Linked DNA regions of Homo sapiens: region 2 is linked to region 1. A link is an interaction called in ENCODE POLR2A ChIA-PET data of the cell type or tissue named here. Cell type or tissue: K562. All regions are shown on one strand. Each heading gives the region's core, and the rest is flanking DNA. Links, peaks and the distances in the headings are about the cores only.

Region 1 (7,752 bases), core at 1,832-6,831:
TGGCCAGGCGCAGTGGCTCACATCTGTGATCCCAGCACTTTGGGAGGCCAAGACAGGTGGATCACGAGGTCAGGAGATCAAGACCAGCTTGGCCAACATGGTGAAACCCCATGTCTACTAAAAAAAAAAATTATCTGGTTGTGGTGGCACGTGCCTGTAATCCCAGCTACTTGGGAGGCTGAGGCAGGAGAATCGCTTGAACTCAGGAGGTGGAGGCTGCAGTGAGCTGAGATCACATCACTTCACGCCAGCTTGGCGACAGAGCAAGACTCTGTCTCACAAAAAAAAAAAAAAAAAAAATTTTTTTTTAAGTAGAGATGGGGTTTTGTCATGTTGGCTAGGCTGGTCTCAAACTCCTTGCCTCAAGTGATCCATCTGCCTCAGCTTCCCAAAGTACTGGGATTACAGGTGTGAGCCACCACGCCTGGCTCCAAAGGGCTTTTAAGAAGAAACTTTCCTATGCATTTATTTACTAGACAAATCCATTGAGCTTGTGGCACAGACGGGTTGAAGTGTGTTACCTCTTCAGCAGAACTGGTCCTTTTTTTCAGTTGCATTTTTATTTACTTAGAAGTTAAAGTCATAGAGTATGAATAAAAATCTCCTGCCTAAAAAATGTTTGATTAAAAATGTCCAGTTTATTATACATATTTAAATATTATGAATGTGGCTGTTAGACTGATTTTTTTTTCTCTGCAAGTTTTTATACAGGCTAAATGGATTTAAAAAGTGTCATGCAAGTACTAGGTATTAAAATTAGCTTTATTGAATTAAAATTTATGAACAATAATATCTGCCAATGTCATTAAATGGACAATTTAAGGAATTTTTGACAAATATATACATCTGTGTTACCACCACCGCAAACATATATTGCAGCGGTTGGCAAACGTTTTCTGTAAAGGGCCACATAGTAAATGCTTTAAGTTTTGCATGACGTCCGGTCTCTGTCACAACTACTCAACTCTGCAACTGTAGTGCAAAATACATATATGAACAAATCCTTATTCCAATAAAACTTACAAAACCAGGTGGCAGGCTGAATTGGGCCTGTGCACTGTAGTTTGTTGACATGATATAGAATCTTTCCATCACTGCAAAAATGTCCTTATGCCACTTTGTAATTATTTCTTTTTCACATCCCCACCCACTGGCAACAACTGGTCTGCTGCTTATCACTAGTTTTGTCTTTTCTACAGTTTCATAAAAGTAGAATTGTAATCATGCAGTGTGTATTCTTTTTTGCCTGGCTTTTTTACTTAGCATAACAGTTACAAGATTCATCTGTGTGTTCTATTTATGCACGTTACAAGATTCATCTGTGTGTTCTATTTATGCGTGTTACAAGATTCATCTGTGTGTTCTATTTATGCACGTTACAAGATTCATCTGTGTGTTCTATTGGTGCATGTTCTATTGGTGCATGTTCTGCAATATTTTAAACTCTACAATGTAGGACATTTAGGTTATCTCCAGTTTTGGGCTACTATGAGGAAAGGTGTAATGAACATTTATGTATAGGTTTTCTGTGAACATAAGTTTAATTTCTCTGGGAAAAAGGCACAAGGGTACAACTGCTGGGTCATATAGTGTTTGTTTACATTTTAAAGAAACTGCCAAACTAATTTCGGGAGTGGGATGCCATTCTACATTCCTACCATTAATTTCTCAAGATGCACTTTTTTCTTTTCTTTTCTTTTCTTTTTTTTTTTTTTGAGACAGAGTCTTACTCTGTCACCCAGGCTGGAGTGCAGTGGCACGATCTCGGCTGACTGTGGCCTCTGCCTTCTGGGTTCAAGTGATTCTCCTGCCTCAGCCTCCCGAGTAGCTGGGACTACAGGCATGCCCCACCACACCCGGCTAATTTTTGTATTTTTAGTAGAGACAGGGTTTCACTATGTTGGCCAGGCTGGTCTCAAACTCCTGATCTCAGGTAATCTGCCTGCCTTGGCCTCCCAAAGTGCTAGGATTACAGGGGTGAGCCACCACACCTGGCTGAGATCCACTTTTTCATATCCTTGCCTGCATTTGTTATATTTACTATTTTATCTCTTCTAATATGTGTGTAGTGATAACTCATTCTGGTTTGAATTTATATTTCTCTAATGGCTGTTTGACGTCTTCTTATGTGCTTATCTGCCATTTGTATCTTCACTTTAGTGAAATGTGTCTTTGTATCTTTTGTTCATTCTCTAACTGGATTGTTTGTTTTCTTACTGTTGAATTTTGAAAGTTCTTACTTGATACAATCCTTTGTCAGATATGGTTTATAAACATTTTCTTCCAGTATGTAGCTTGAGACAGAGTCTGGCTCTGTCACCCAGGCTGGAGTACAGTGGCACGATCTCGGCTCACTGCAACCTCTGCCTCCCTGCAACCTGCACCTCCCAAGTTCAAGCTAGTCTCCTGCCTCAGCCACCCAAGTAGCTGGGATTACAGGCACCTGCCACCATGTCCAGCTAATTTTTTTTTTTTTTTTTAAGTAGAGGCGGAGTTTCACCATGTTGGCCAGGCTGGTCTCGAACTCCTGACCTCAGGTGATCCGCCTACCTCGGCCTTCTTTTCATCTTCTTAAAGGGTCTTTTACAGTGCAAACGTTTTAAATTTTGATAAAATTCTATTTTTTCCATTTATTGTTTTATGCATTATGATTTTAATATGTCAAGAACTCTTTGCCTAGCTTATGTACTAAAGATTTTCTCCAGTGTTTTCTTCGGCAAGTGGTATAGTTTTAAATTTAAAACCAGGATCCATTTTGAATTAATTTTTGTATTAGGTGTGAGGTTTAGGTTGAAGTTTTTTTTTTTCTGACTTATGGCTATCTATTTGCTCCAGCACTGTTTAAAATATTGTCCTTTCTCCATTGAATTGCTTTTGCGCTTTTATCAAAAACTAGTTTTCTTTACTTGTGTGGGTCTATTTCTGGATTCTCTCTTCTGTTCCATTAAACTGTTTTATCTCTGCCAATTCCAAACTGTTTGATTGTTTTTTAACTATAAGGAAGTCTTAAAGTCAGGTAGAATGATTTCTTTCATTGTATTCTTTTTCAAAAACATTTTCAGTGGTTGCAGTTCCTTTGCCCTGCCATATAAATTTCAGAGTAAGCCTGCATACATCAACAAAAAAATCTTGCTGAGATTTTGATAGGAATTATGTTAAAACTACAGATCAGTTTGAAGAGAATTGACATCTCAAATATCAATGAATATGTATGTCTCGACTTATTTAGATCTTCTTCGATTTCTTTTATTAGTGTTTTGTAATTTTCAGCATACAAGTCCTATACATGTTTTATTAGATTTATACCTAAGTAATTTTTTTATTGTTGAGTGATTGTAAATGGTATTCAGCCTTTAACCTCAGTTTTCACATAATCATTGCTAGCACACAGAAATGCAGTTGATATTGGTATGCTGATCTTGTATTCTGTGATCCTGATGAACTCATTTATTCTCGTCGTGTGTGTATGCATGTATCCCTTTGAATTTTCTGTGTAGATAATTGTGTCATTTGCAAACAGTGACAGTTTTTAAAAATCTATATGTCTTTTTCCTTTTTATTGCCTTATTGCACTGACTAGGACTTCGTGTACTATGCTGAATAAGAGCTGTGGGAGTGGAATCCCTGCCTTGTTCCCAATCTTATGAAGAAAGCACTGCTTTTTTTTTTTTTTTTTTACCATTAAGTATGATAGTAACTGTACATATTTTTAGGTGCTCTGTGTAAAGCTGAGGAGGTTTCTCTCTTTTCCTAGCTTGGTGAGGTTACTATGAATGGGTGTTGAATTTTGTCACATTTTTTCCTACATTATTTGATATGTGCTTTTGCTTCATTGGCCTATTAATATGGTGGATTAATATATTGAACTATTCTTGCCTTCGTGGAATAAGCCTCACTTAGTTGTAGTGCATGATTCTGTTGATATATTTTTGGGTTCAATTTGCTAATTTTTTTTTTTTTGAGATGGAGTTTTGCTCTTGTTGCCCAGGCTGGAGTGCAATGTTGCGATCTCGGCTCACTGCAACCTCCACGTCCCACGTTCAAGCGATTCTCCTGCCTCAGCCTCCCGAGTAGCTGAAATTACAGGCATGTGCCACCATGCCTGGTTAATTCTGTATTTTTAAAAGAGATGGGGTTTCTCCATGTTGGCCAGGCTGGTCTCGAGCTCCTGACCTCAGGTGATCCACCCACCTCGGCCTCCCAAAGTGCTGGGATTACAGGCATGAGCCACCATGCCCAGCCTCAATTTGCTAATGTTTTTTGAGGACTTTGTGTATGCAGGATATGAAGGGTATTGATCTGTATCCTGTATCCTTCAATATTAAGGATATTGGGCTGGGTATGGTATGTAATGTAATGTAATGAAAACTGTAATCCCAGTTTTCTTAGTACTACTGTCTGACAACTTTGGTATTAGGAAAATATTGGCATCATAAAATGAATTTGTACTTCTCTGATGATTAATGATATTGACCATCCTTTCAGGTGCTTACTGACCATTTGCATATGTTCCTTCATAAAATGCCCATTCTTTTGTCTAGTTTTTTTTCTTTTTCTTTTTCTTTTTTTTTTTTTAGGCAGAATTTTGCTCTTGTTGTCCAGGCTGGAGGGCAGTGGTGCGATCTTGGCTCACTGCAACCTCTGCCTCCTGGGTTCAAGTGATTCTCCTGCCTCAGCCTCCTGAGTAGCTGAGATTGCAGACGACCGCCACCACACCCAGCTTTTTTTTTTTTTTTTTTTTTTTTTTTTTTTTTTTTTTTTTTTTGTATTTTTAGTAGAGACGGGGTTTCACCATGTTGATCAGGCTGGTCTCAAACTCTTGACCTCAGGTGATCCGCCCACCTCAGCCTCCCACAGTACTGGGATTACAGGCGTGAGATACCGTGCCTGGCCTTTTGTCCAGTTTTGAATGTTTTTCTGAATTACTGGGTTGTAAGAGTCTTTAATATATTCTGTATATAAGTCCTTCTTCATCACATATTTGTCCTATAAATATTTCCCCCCACTCCATAACTTTCGTTTCTTGATATGAAGTTTCAAACAACATAAGTTTTAAAACTGATGAAACCCAACTTAATTTTTTCTTCTAAGATTTACGTTTTTCATGTCCTCTTTAATGAAGATTTTCTTCTAGGCACTTTATGGTTTTCATGCTTATATTACTCATTTTTCCCCTATACAAAGATTCAATTGTTACAGAACTGTGTTGAAAACTCTATCTTTTCCCTTTATCTTTGCATCTTTGTTGAAAACCACTTGAAAATATATGGGTGAGTCCAATTCTGTTTACCTGTATGTGTAGCCTAGATCCAGTACCATACTATCTTGATCACTATATCTTTAGTTTTGAAAAAAGTCTGTAATCCCAGCACTTTGGGAGGCTGAGGCAGGTGGATCACCTGAGGTCAGGAGTTCAAGATCAGCCTGGTCAACATGGTGAAACCTCGTCTCTACTAAAAATACAAAAAAAAAATTAGCTGGATGTGGTGGCACACGCCCGTAATCCCAGCTACTTGGGAGGCTGAGGGAGGAGAATCACTTGAACCCGGGAGGCAGAGGTTGCAGTGAGCCGAGATCGTGCCACTGCACTCCAGCCTGGGTGACAGAGGGAGACTCCATCTCAAAGAAGAAGAAGAAAAAAATCTTAAAAAATTGTTTTGACTTTGTAGGTCCTTGAGGTTTATAACTCATGCATACAGTGTATCTATTTATTTTTAGGACTTATTTACTTTTTTCTAGCATTAGTACATGTTTTGTAGCTTTAGTACAGGTCTAGTAACTTTGTCCCTACATTTCATAATTTTGATGCCGTTTTCATACTTTCAACTTTTTAAAAATATTGAGCTTGTATCCTGTGACCTTGCTAAACATACTTACTAGTTTTAAAAACATTTTCAGACACTTTATGCTTTTCCATATAGACAATCATGTCACAGCAGTCTCATGCCTTCTTTCACATTCTGTATCCCTTTTCTTTGAGACAGGGTCTCACTCTGTCGCCCAGGCTGGAGTGCAGTGGTGCGATCACAGCTCCCTGCAGCCTTGATCTCCTGGGCCTCCAGTGATCCTCCTGTTCAGCCTCCTGAGTAGGTGGCACTACAGGCACATGCCACTATGCCTGGCTAATTTTTATTTAAGTTTTGGTAGAAATGAGGTCTCACTATATTGTCCAGGTTAGTCTTGAACTCCTAAGCTCAAGCAATCTTCCCACCTTGGCCTCCCAAAAATGCCAGGATTTTAGGCATGAGCTACCACACCCAGCCTCTTTTTTATTGGCTTATTGTACTGGCTAGGACATCCACTACAAGGTTGACTGGAAGTGGTGACTAGACATCTTTCTCTTGTTTCCAATCTTAGGAGAAAAGTGCTTTTTACTTCACCAGTAAGTACGATGTCAGATGTAGGTTCTCCCATAGATGCTCTTTCTTAGATTCTTGAAACTCAATTTAATTCCTAATCAACTGAGCGGTTTTATCATGAATGGGTGTTAAATTTTTTCAAATGTTTTCCTACATTAAAAAAATTGTGGTTTTTCTTTTTAATATTAATATGAAACATTGCTTTTTGAATGTTAAAGCTTGCATTTCTAGGATAAACCCTACTTGGCCATATGTGTTTCCTTTTATAGATTGCTGTGTTCAACTTGGTATTTTAAAAAGGATTTTTACATCTATATTAAGAGATATTGATCTATGAGTTTTTCCTATGATGTCCTTTTTGGCTTTGGTATCTGGGCAATGTTGGTCTCATGACTTTTCTTTGGGGGAAGGTTATCAGCTAAAAATTCAATTTAATAGGACTATTCAAGTTCTCTCAAGTGGGCTTTGGTTCTATAGTCCTTAGGATAAAATTTTCCAATTCATTTAAGTTGCTGAATTTATTGGAATTAAGTTACTAATAAAATTCCTGTATTACCTTCTTGGTGTATAGGACCTATAGTGATATTTACTCTTTCATTCCTGATACAGGAATCCTTTCAACCCTTTCAAAGAGTTAGGTTTTGGTTCCATTAAATTTTCTCTATTGTTTGTCCACTTGTGATTTTTGTGACTTTTAGCTCTGTATCATCTCCTGTTCTACTTGCTTTGGATGATTTCTGTTCTTTTTCTCATTTCGTAAGGTGGAAGTTTAGACTATCGAATTGAAATCTTTATCTCTGATTTCACCTCTAAGCACTGCTTTAGCTACATTTCACAAATTCTGACATATTCATTCAGTTCAAAATATTTTCAAATTTTTCTTACTTTCTCTTTATTGCTCATTTAGGAGTATGTTGTTTAATTTCCAAATACTAAGAGATTGTTCAGACATCTTTGTTATTGGTCTCTTACTTAATTCTGTCCTGGTGAGAGAATATACCTTGTATGGTTTTCATTCTTTAAAAAATTTTAAGACTGTTTTATTACAGTCCATAGTAGGCACACTTGAAAAGAATGTATACAGGTTGGGCACAGTGGCTCACATATGTAATCCCAGTGCTTTGGGAGGTCCTGGAGGGAGGATTGCTTGAGCCTGTGAGTTCGAGACCAGCCTAGGCAACAGAGCTAGACTCCATCCCTACAAAAATAAAAAATAGCTGGGTGTGGTGGCACATGCCTATAGTCCTAGCTACTCTGGAGGCTGAGACAGGAGGATTGATTGAACCCAGGAATTCAAGGTTGCAATTAACTCATTGCACCACTGCACTTCAGCCTGGGTGAAAGAGTGACACACTGTCCCTAAAAAATAAAAATATATTAATATATCATGCTA
Region 2 (7,752 bases), core at 839-5,838, 130 kb after region 1:
CTCTTCCTCTAGCCATACTCTCTTGGGAGGGGTGCAGAGTGCTTGTTGGAACGGTGAGACCTCTTGCTAGGCAAGAATAAGGAAGCATGGAGTGTGATTTTTACACAGCACTGAATTTCAGTCATGAGGAGATGGAGCTGACACTGTGGCAGAAAGAAGGAAATGAAGAACTCCGTGCTATTGGAGAGCCCCTGGGCTAACCAATTCTGAAGCTGTGTTAACTCTTAGACTTAGTGGTTATGTGTTTTAATTTTTTTTAAGCCAGGCTGCGTTGGGCCTCCTCTTACATATACTGGAAAGGTCCTGAGTAATACAGAGGTGAGAATGATTCTCCATAATTTTGTGAGTGTAAGATTTTTTCACTTCCCTTTCTGTGATGCATCCTCACTTATGGCCTTGAAGTTACAAATATCCAAAACTAACCATTTCTTCCTTTGAATTGCTTCTTTTTAAATATTGTTTTGAAGCCCCAGGAGCAGGTAGTAGTAATAATAATAGCAGTAGCAGTATTACGACTATTGGTAGTATTAATAATAACAACTCATATTGAGTGTGTGTTTCCTATTTGTTGGGCACTCTCCTAAGCATTTTATGTGTATATTTTGTAATCTCTACAGTAACACTTTGAAGCCAAGATCACCATTTCCCTATTTTACAGAAGATGACAACTAAGGCAGGGAGAGGTGCCTAATGCCACACTGTTAGTGACCAGAACCGGACGCAGGCACAGTTGGTCAGGTCTCAGGGACCTGCATTTCACTGTCTCCAGAAGCGCATTTCAACTCTCTTTAAGCAGGGAAGTGAGTTTTATGGTGGATTTGGAGTTAACATTTCATTTTTCCTTTGTAATTGAAATCATGATTTATTATTATATCTGCCCCACAAGTACTATTCCGAAAGAGTCTGAACCAAGGACTCATTATATATTATTAGATTCCTTATATATTTTCATTTTAATGTACTTAATCTGTCATAAATGTATATTAAAATAGGTACAATAAAACATCCCAGGACACTTGTTTATTCTACTTTGTCTTTGTAATTCCTGCAGGAGTTACTTCATGTGTTGGCATAGCATGTTATTTGAGCCTCATGTGATGGTGAGGGCTGTGTGTTCTTTTTTGCTGGTGCCTCTGATCGTCATAACGTGATTCACTTTGTATCTCTGCATGCCTTTTCCTTCTTCTAGAATTCTAGTTCCTGTGTGTTGAGTAAACATTAAAAAAATCTATCGAGTCTAACTTGTACCCTTCCCATCAGACAACTCTGCCCTAAGATGACTTGGGGACCATGAACAAAAGGCACAACTTGGCTTCTTTAAAAGATTATTTATTCCTCATTTATTCTTTATTTGCGAGCAACAAGCAAGCAAACAAAAAAAAATGAAGACAGAGGGCAGAACCGGAGATATATGGCAGATGCAATGATACTGCTGATGCTTAGGAACTCATAGGCAGAGAAGAAAGCAGGGGTGGCCCTCAGGGAAACCTAAGGGGCAGTGTTCCACTTTGGGCAGCTGGCATGAGATTTTCATCTTCTTATCTGGGTGTAGTGGAGGCAGGGAGCGATGTCTGGAGACTGCACCATCAGTCAGAATCCAGGCAGGAGAAGGGTTGTCTGGGGACTGCATTGTTCTCTGCCCATCATATTCACCACCCACCATCTTCCCTGCCCACCAAGTTCTCCATCCTTGATGCCACGTTTTCCAAGCCCACCACGCCCCCTCCTGCCCACTGTGTTCACTGCTTGCTGCCATCTTCCCTGTCTGCCCACCATGTTCTCTGCTCGCAGCCATCTTCCTCCGTCTGCCATGTTCTCTGCTCGCAGCCATCTTCCTCCGTCTGCCATGTTCCTCTGCCTGCTCTGTCTCCCCATCTCCATGCTGCCCGCCACGTCTCTGCACAGGCCCTGGCCCTTATAGAGGGTCTTCCTCAGCCTTGCACTTCGCTTCCTGCTACCTCCCAGCACCGTCTCAGGCCACCAGTTGTTAACATTTGGCAAACACCCTTTCATGTAAATTAAATCCTACTCACACATACATTTCGACTGATGGAAATATCTGTCTATGATCTGGATTTACGACAACCTCTGGATTTACAATAACCACTGGTTTTCACACTACTCCTAATTCAAGGGGATAAACCCTGCCAAATGTGGTGAACAGAAAGGGAGGTAAAAGGAGTTGAAGGTCTCCCAAGAAAACGCAGTCTCTTCCACAGTTTGGTGTAAGTGCCGTGACCTCTGCTATCCTGTGTGTTGTATTTGTCCTTTGACTAATGAGGTTTCTGGGGCTTGGCTTTAAGGATCCTTTCTATAGTTGGAATTATTATTTTTATTTTTTATTTTTATTTTTAAAAAAGTATTGATGACTTTGTGGTTCCAAATGACTTTTTCCTGGTACATCAAAATATGATCTTTTTAGTTACTGTTTTTGTTTAAAGCCATAGTAACATAATTGAATTACAGTTGGGAGTAGCCATTTTGCAGAACTTTTAAAAATATCGAGCCAAATCTGTTTGCCATAGCACTTTATAACACTAGGATTAAATACTCTTTGACAAATGTTTTAATTGCTGACAAGTGCAACTTAGGGAGGCGGTTTTGAGGAGTTTTGGCTGGTGTCCCGGTGCCTGCTGTCAAGTGCTGGCATGGCCCAAGGAGCTCTGGTAACCAGGAGGCGGGGAAACCAGAGCATGCTGACTTGGCATGGCCCAAGGAGCTCTGGTAACCAGGAGGCGGGGAAACCAGAGCATGCTGACTTGGCCCGGACTTCTCCTAGGTTCGGAGTCTTTCTGTGCCTTTCTCCTCATGCCTGTTTGGGACATGACAGGACTCACCATGGCTCCACTCCCCAGAGTTCTGCTGGGATGAATGGAGTCAACCGGGTGAGCCCTGGATGAAGGGTGAGGCTCATGGTAGGGATTCCTTCCTCACTTCCACCTATGGTTTGAATGTCCCTCCAAAGTGCATGCTGAAATTTAATTGCCATTTTAACAATATGAAGAGGCAGGACCTTTAGGAAGGTCTGCCCTCATGAATGGATTGACGCTATTATCTTGGGAGTGGGTTCGTTATCACAGGCGTGGGTTCCTTACTAAAGGGTGTTTGCCCTGCCTTTTCTGCCTTCCCCTACCCTCTCTCATCCTCTCCTGCCCTCTTACCTTCCACCATGGGATGACTCAGCAAGAATGAGTCACCAGATGCTGGAGCCTTAATTTGCACTTAGCCCCCAGACTGTGAGAGAAATTTCTCTCCTTTATAAACTACCCAGTCTCGGGTATTTTGTTATAGCAGCACACAATGGACTGAGGCACTTCTTCAACACATCATGTCCCTAGCACAGACTGCTCAGACTTCTATTCAGAATTACTTCTGTGCTCATGTATTCAGTACAGAAGAAGTTGTTACTTGACTCAAAGTTATTTTATTTTTAAAATTAACATGCAGTAAGTGTGACCTTTTGGGAATGGGCTGTTCCACCACAATCAGGACACAGAATTGTTCCATCTCCCCCAAAGCTTCCTGATGCTGTTCCTTTATAGTCACACTGTCCCTTCCTTCACCCCCAGCCCCTGGTACCCACTCCATGACTATAGTTTTGTCTGCTTTGAGAATGTCATATAAATGGAATCATAGAGTATGTAACTTCTGAGACTGGCTTCTGTTACTCAGTGTAATGCCTTTGAGATTCAGCCAGCTTGTTGCATGGATCGGTAATTTGTCTTTTTACTGCTCGGTAGTAGTCTGTTGTATAGAGCTCTGATGGATAGGCCTGGCTGAGCCATCCCCCATGTCTTCCAAGTCACTAGATGTGTCAGTGAGGTCAGCTTGGTCCCTCCAGAAGAGCCTGCTTGCCAGCTGAATACCACCAAGTGATCTCTGCAGTGCCATGTGGGACAGAGAAGTCACCCAGCCAAACCTTGCCCAATTTCCCCAGCCACAAAAAAATGAGACATAAAGAAGCAGTGGCTGTTTTTACCCACTAAGTTTGGATTTGTCTGTTCCATGATTGTGGATAACCAGAACACACCCCAATGGGTACTTAAGCTTCACAGGAATAAGGATCACATCTCTTGACAACCTAAAACTTTGGATCCAGTGGTGCTCAATAAGCATTTTTATTTTTAAAAACCAATTTCCTCTCTGTGCTTGGCAAGACACTTTATAAATGTGTGATAGTGATGAGGACGTGGAATTATCTCGATAATTTCCTTGATGATAAGAAAATTATCCACTAGCTATCAAATACTGTTAAGTATGTTAGTCGTGGACTCCCTCATGAGTTGTGGGGACAATCACTGGAGCCCTTTGGGGCCCTGGGAAGAGGAAGGAGCACAGCAGATGCTTCAGGCAGAGCGCCAGCCTTGTTATTGGCTTGGCTTCCTCCTCCATCCCTGCAGGTCCTGTCGCCTGTAGTTTTCCAGGAATGGGTGTTTTGGGGCCTTGATTCTTCCTCAATGAAGCCCATCCTTCCTGGTCCTCCACCATGGTCCTCTCAACCATTGCAGGTGTCTCCCTCACAGTGCAGGGAGTGACAGCACGGACGCTGCAGCCAAGCAGGCTGACATTTGAATTCTACTTTTATCACTTACTGGATATGTAAACCTTGAAAAGTTTCCTAAATCCCCAGAACTTCAAATTTCCCATCTATAGGATGTGCATAAAAACACATACCTCAGAGGATTGTTTCGAGGATTAGGTGTAGTGATACATGTGGAGCCTCTAGCCTGGGCTGCAGGCGAGGGCACAAGAACTCTCTGTCTCTGTGGAGCAGGGTCGTGGCACCTGGCAGCATGGGCTATGAGGAAGGAAGGAGCCCAGTGGGTTCAAGGACTGGACGAAGGGCCAAGTGGTTGGAGCGCTGAGCCTGAGGGCCGAGGGACATAAAATGAGGTTTGGGAAACTCATAGGGACTTAATCAGGTGGGGTCTTGCAGCTGCATTGAGGATGCCAACTTTTTATTCTGGGAGCAATAGTCAGCCAGGGCTGTGGCTAGTTTTGTTCTTTGAAAATTTAGACTGCAGGGTTAGAGGTGTGCAGATTAAAGGTGTGCAACAGAGGATTCACAGCAGCTCAGGCAAGAGCTGATGGTGGCTGGTACTAGGGAAGTAATGGTGAAAAAGTACAACTTAGGAGAGAAAAATCCACTAGGTTTAGGGATAGACTAGATGTCTGATGGTGCATATTGGGGAATGTGAGGGAAAGAAGACATGGAAGATGATTTCCGAGTTTCTGGCTTCAGCAGCTGATGGATAAGGTGCCATTCACTGGGATAGGAACCCAGGAAGAGAAGCAATTGGCAGTGCCATGAGGTCAGGTTTGCATATTCTGGAAGAAAGGCCCTTGGACTTATGATGGGAGATATTGAGGAGACACATATATTCAGATTCAGAGCTCAGAGATGAGATCTAGGTAGAGATGTACCTTTGGGAGTCAGCTACCGGCAGATGGTAGACGTGTATTAGGGTAATTAATGCTCGCTTTTGAAACAAACCCTGGAAAATCTCAGTGAGTGAACATATAAAAGTTGATTTCTTGCTCTCACAAAGTCTGTTGTGGGTCAGAATGTTCCTCTGAATGGCCATCTTCCAAATGGTGACTGAACTCAGGTTCCAGAACAAAAGGGCTCGTTCAGGATGTTTTATGCTGTATGCCACTTTGGTCCTTGTCCCATGAGCTGGAACCCAGTCATGTGTCCCCAACGTAACTGTAAGAGAAACTGGGAATTATAGTTGGTCTATGTGTCCCACAAGAGGAACAGAGGTTGGTGAGCATCTAGCCAGGTAACCATGGTAATGAATGTTGTTATGAATGAGAACCCCCTGGGAAGAGAAGATGGAGTTTGAAGATGAGGAGCTTATTAAGGACTGGCCCTTGAGTCGTCTGTACATATACAGACAGTTAGAAAAAGGTGGACTGGCAAAGAAAACTGAGAAGGAGTAGCCAGAGATAGAGGAGGACAACTAAGAGAATGTGGAGTTAGGGAAACCAGGAGAAGTATGAGAAAATCAGAAGGAGTCTGACAACCATCCACTGAAACCAGTTACATGGAGAGCATTGATGACTCGAGGGAATATGCTCCTGGGGAGCTAATGAAGGCAGAAATCTGTGTGGACTGCATGGAGAGTCAGTGAGATGTGAGTCAACAAAAATGAATACAGACAGTTCTCTTGAGAAGCTTGATGTTAAGTGGGAGACAGGGGGATGGTGGCTAGAAGGAACATTGCAGTTGAGGCATTTTTTTGTTTGCTTTTTGCTTTGACGATAGGAGAGATTTGAACTTGTTTAAATGTTAAAATTTCAGAGAGAGAGAGAGGGTGCAAGCAAAAAATGGGAGAAGAAATCTGTGATGATGAACAGTCCCTGGAAATGTGAAAGTGTTAAAACTTCAAGTACTGGGTTTATCCTTTGAGCCTCCCATAGCAGCTGCCTCCAGCTCCATCTTCCCAGCCTTGTGCAGAGAAAGGAGAGGACCTGCCTGTCAGCCCTGTAATTTTGATTACCGTTGAAATTTCTCCCATTACACAACACACCTTGCTCAGTGCTGCAGAGATTCATCACTTAGACCAGAGCACCCCCAGCCCTCTAGCCCAGGGATGGAGTGAAGGGGGTCGATGTGAAGCTCAGCGGCTCCCTCTAGAGTTCAGCGAGAGTTCTGCCCTGTGGTGTTGCTTCTGCTCAAGTCTCCAGCCCGTTTCTCATGATTCCCTCCGCCACCCATCCACCGTATGAATCCAGCTTTTTAAAATAACTTACAGTTCTTCAGTTGAGTTTTGTTCTGTCATGTCTTTGACCTAACATGAAGTTAATTCCTCTTTCTGGACACAATTCCTTTGACTTTTTTTTCCCTGGTTATCTCTTATTCATCACCCAAGAACCTGTATCCCTCCTCATTCATTCCTGTCACCAAGAACCTGTATCCTTCCTGTGTGGTTCTTCGTGCTAAGCACACTGAGATAGAACTTACAGATTTCAAGCAAATGACTCAGTAGCAGGCAAGACATTCTGGACAAGTGTGAGACAGGCACAGAACCAAAACATATCTGGATAGAAAAACAGGAACATTTGAATAGGTTTTTGCAATGCATACTGTACACATTTCAGACAGTTCTAACTTCAAGGATGATGGGACGCAGGACTGTTTTTTCAAGTTCATCTTTCTTGACGTCCAAGTTTGAGGACACTTTCTGCAATCCCTCAAGTCTAGTTGGCCCTGTATTCTGGACAATTTCTTTAAAAAATTATTTTATTAAAAATTGTTTTTTGTAAAGACTAGTCTCACTATGTTGTGCAGGCTGATCTCATATTCCTGGGCTCAAGTGATTCTCCTGCCTTGGCCTTCAAAGTGTTGGGATTACAGATGTGAGCCACCATACTCAGCCAATTTCTTATGAAATTTCATGTGAAAAAAAAACCCATTTATCCTCTAATCTTTGGTTTGAGATTTTTTTAAAAAAGGTTTTACATATTTGGCTTATAGTAGAGGTTTTCAATTGTGTAGTTTTATTAACACATTGTGATATGGTTTGGCTGTGTCCCCACCCAAATCTTATTTTGAATTGTAACTCCCACAATTCCCCTGTGTTGTGGGAGGAACCCACTGGGAGGTGATTGAATTATGGGGGCGGGTCTTTCCTGCACTGTTCTTGTGATAGTGAAGGAGTCTCATGAGATCTGATGACTTTAATAACGGGAGTTTGCCTGCCCAAGCTCTCTTGTCTGCCGCCATGTGAGACATGCCTTTCACCTTCT

What was found. ChIA-PET counts read pairs that join two places held together with the same protein. Peaks named below come from ENCODE experiments on the same cell type or tissue, not always from the same donor. Only the 100,000 strongest peaks of a DNase experiment are listed, where the experiment ranks them.
Region 2: POLR2A ChIA-PET joins it to region 1 with 5 read pairs; 2 of 35 experiments call an interaction of 5 or more read pairs at or near these places.

The regions. Positions count from the first base shown.
Region 1 is chr10:43,547,290-43,555,041 of GRCh38, forward strand. No RefSeq gene overlaps it. Among named protein-coding and RNA genes, the nearest start is that of ZNF239, 23 kb to the right of the region's middle. In K562, for the core only: no CTCF peak of the experiment used is centred there; no DNase peak of the experiment used is centred there.
Region 2 is chr10:43,677,049-43,684,800 of GRCh38, forward strand. No RefSeq gene overlaps it. Among named protein-coding and RNA genes, the nearest start is that of ZNF32, 32 kb to the left of the region's middle. In K562, for the core only: no CTCF peak of the experiment used is centred there; a DNase peak (open chromatin) is centred at 3,183; H3K27me3 peaks cover 754 bases.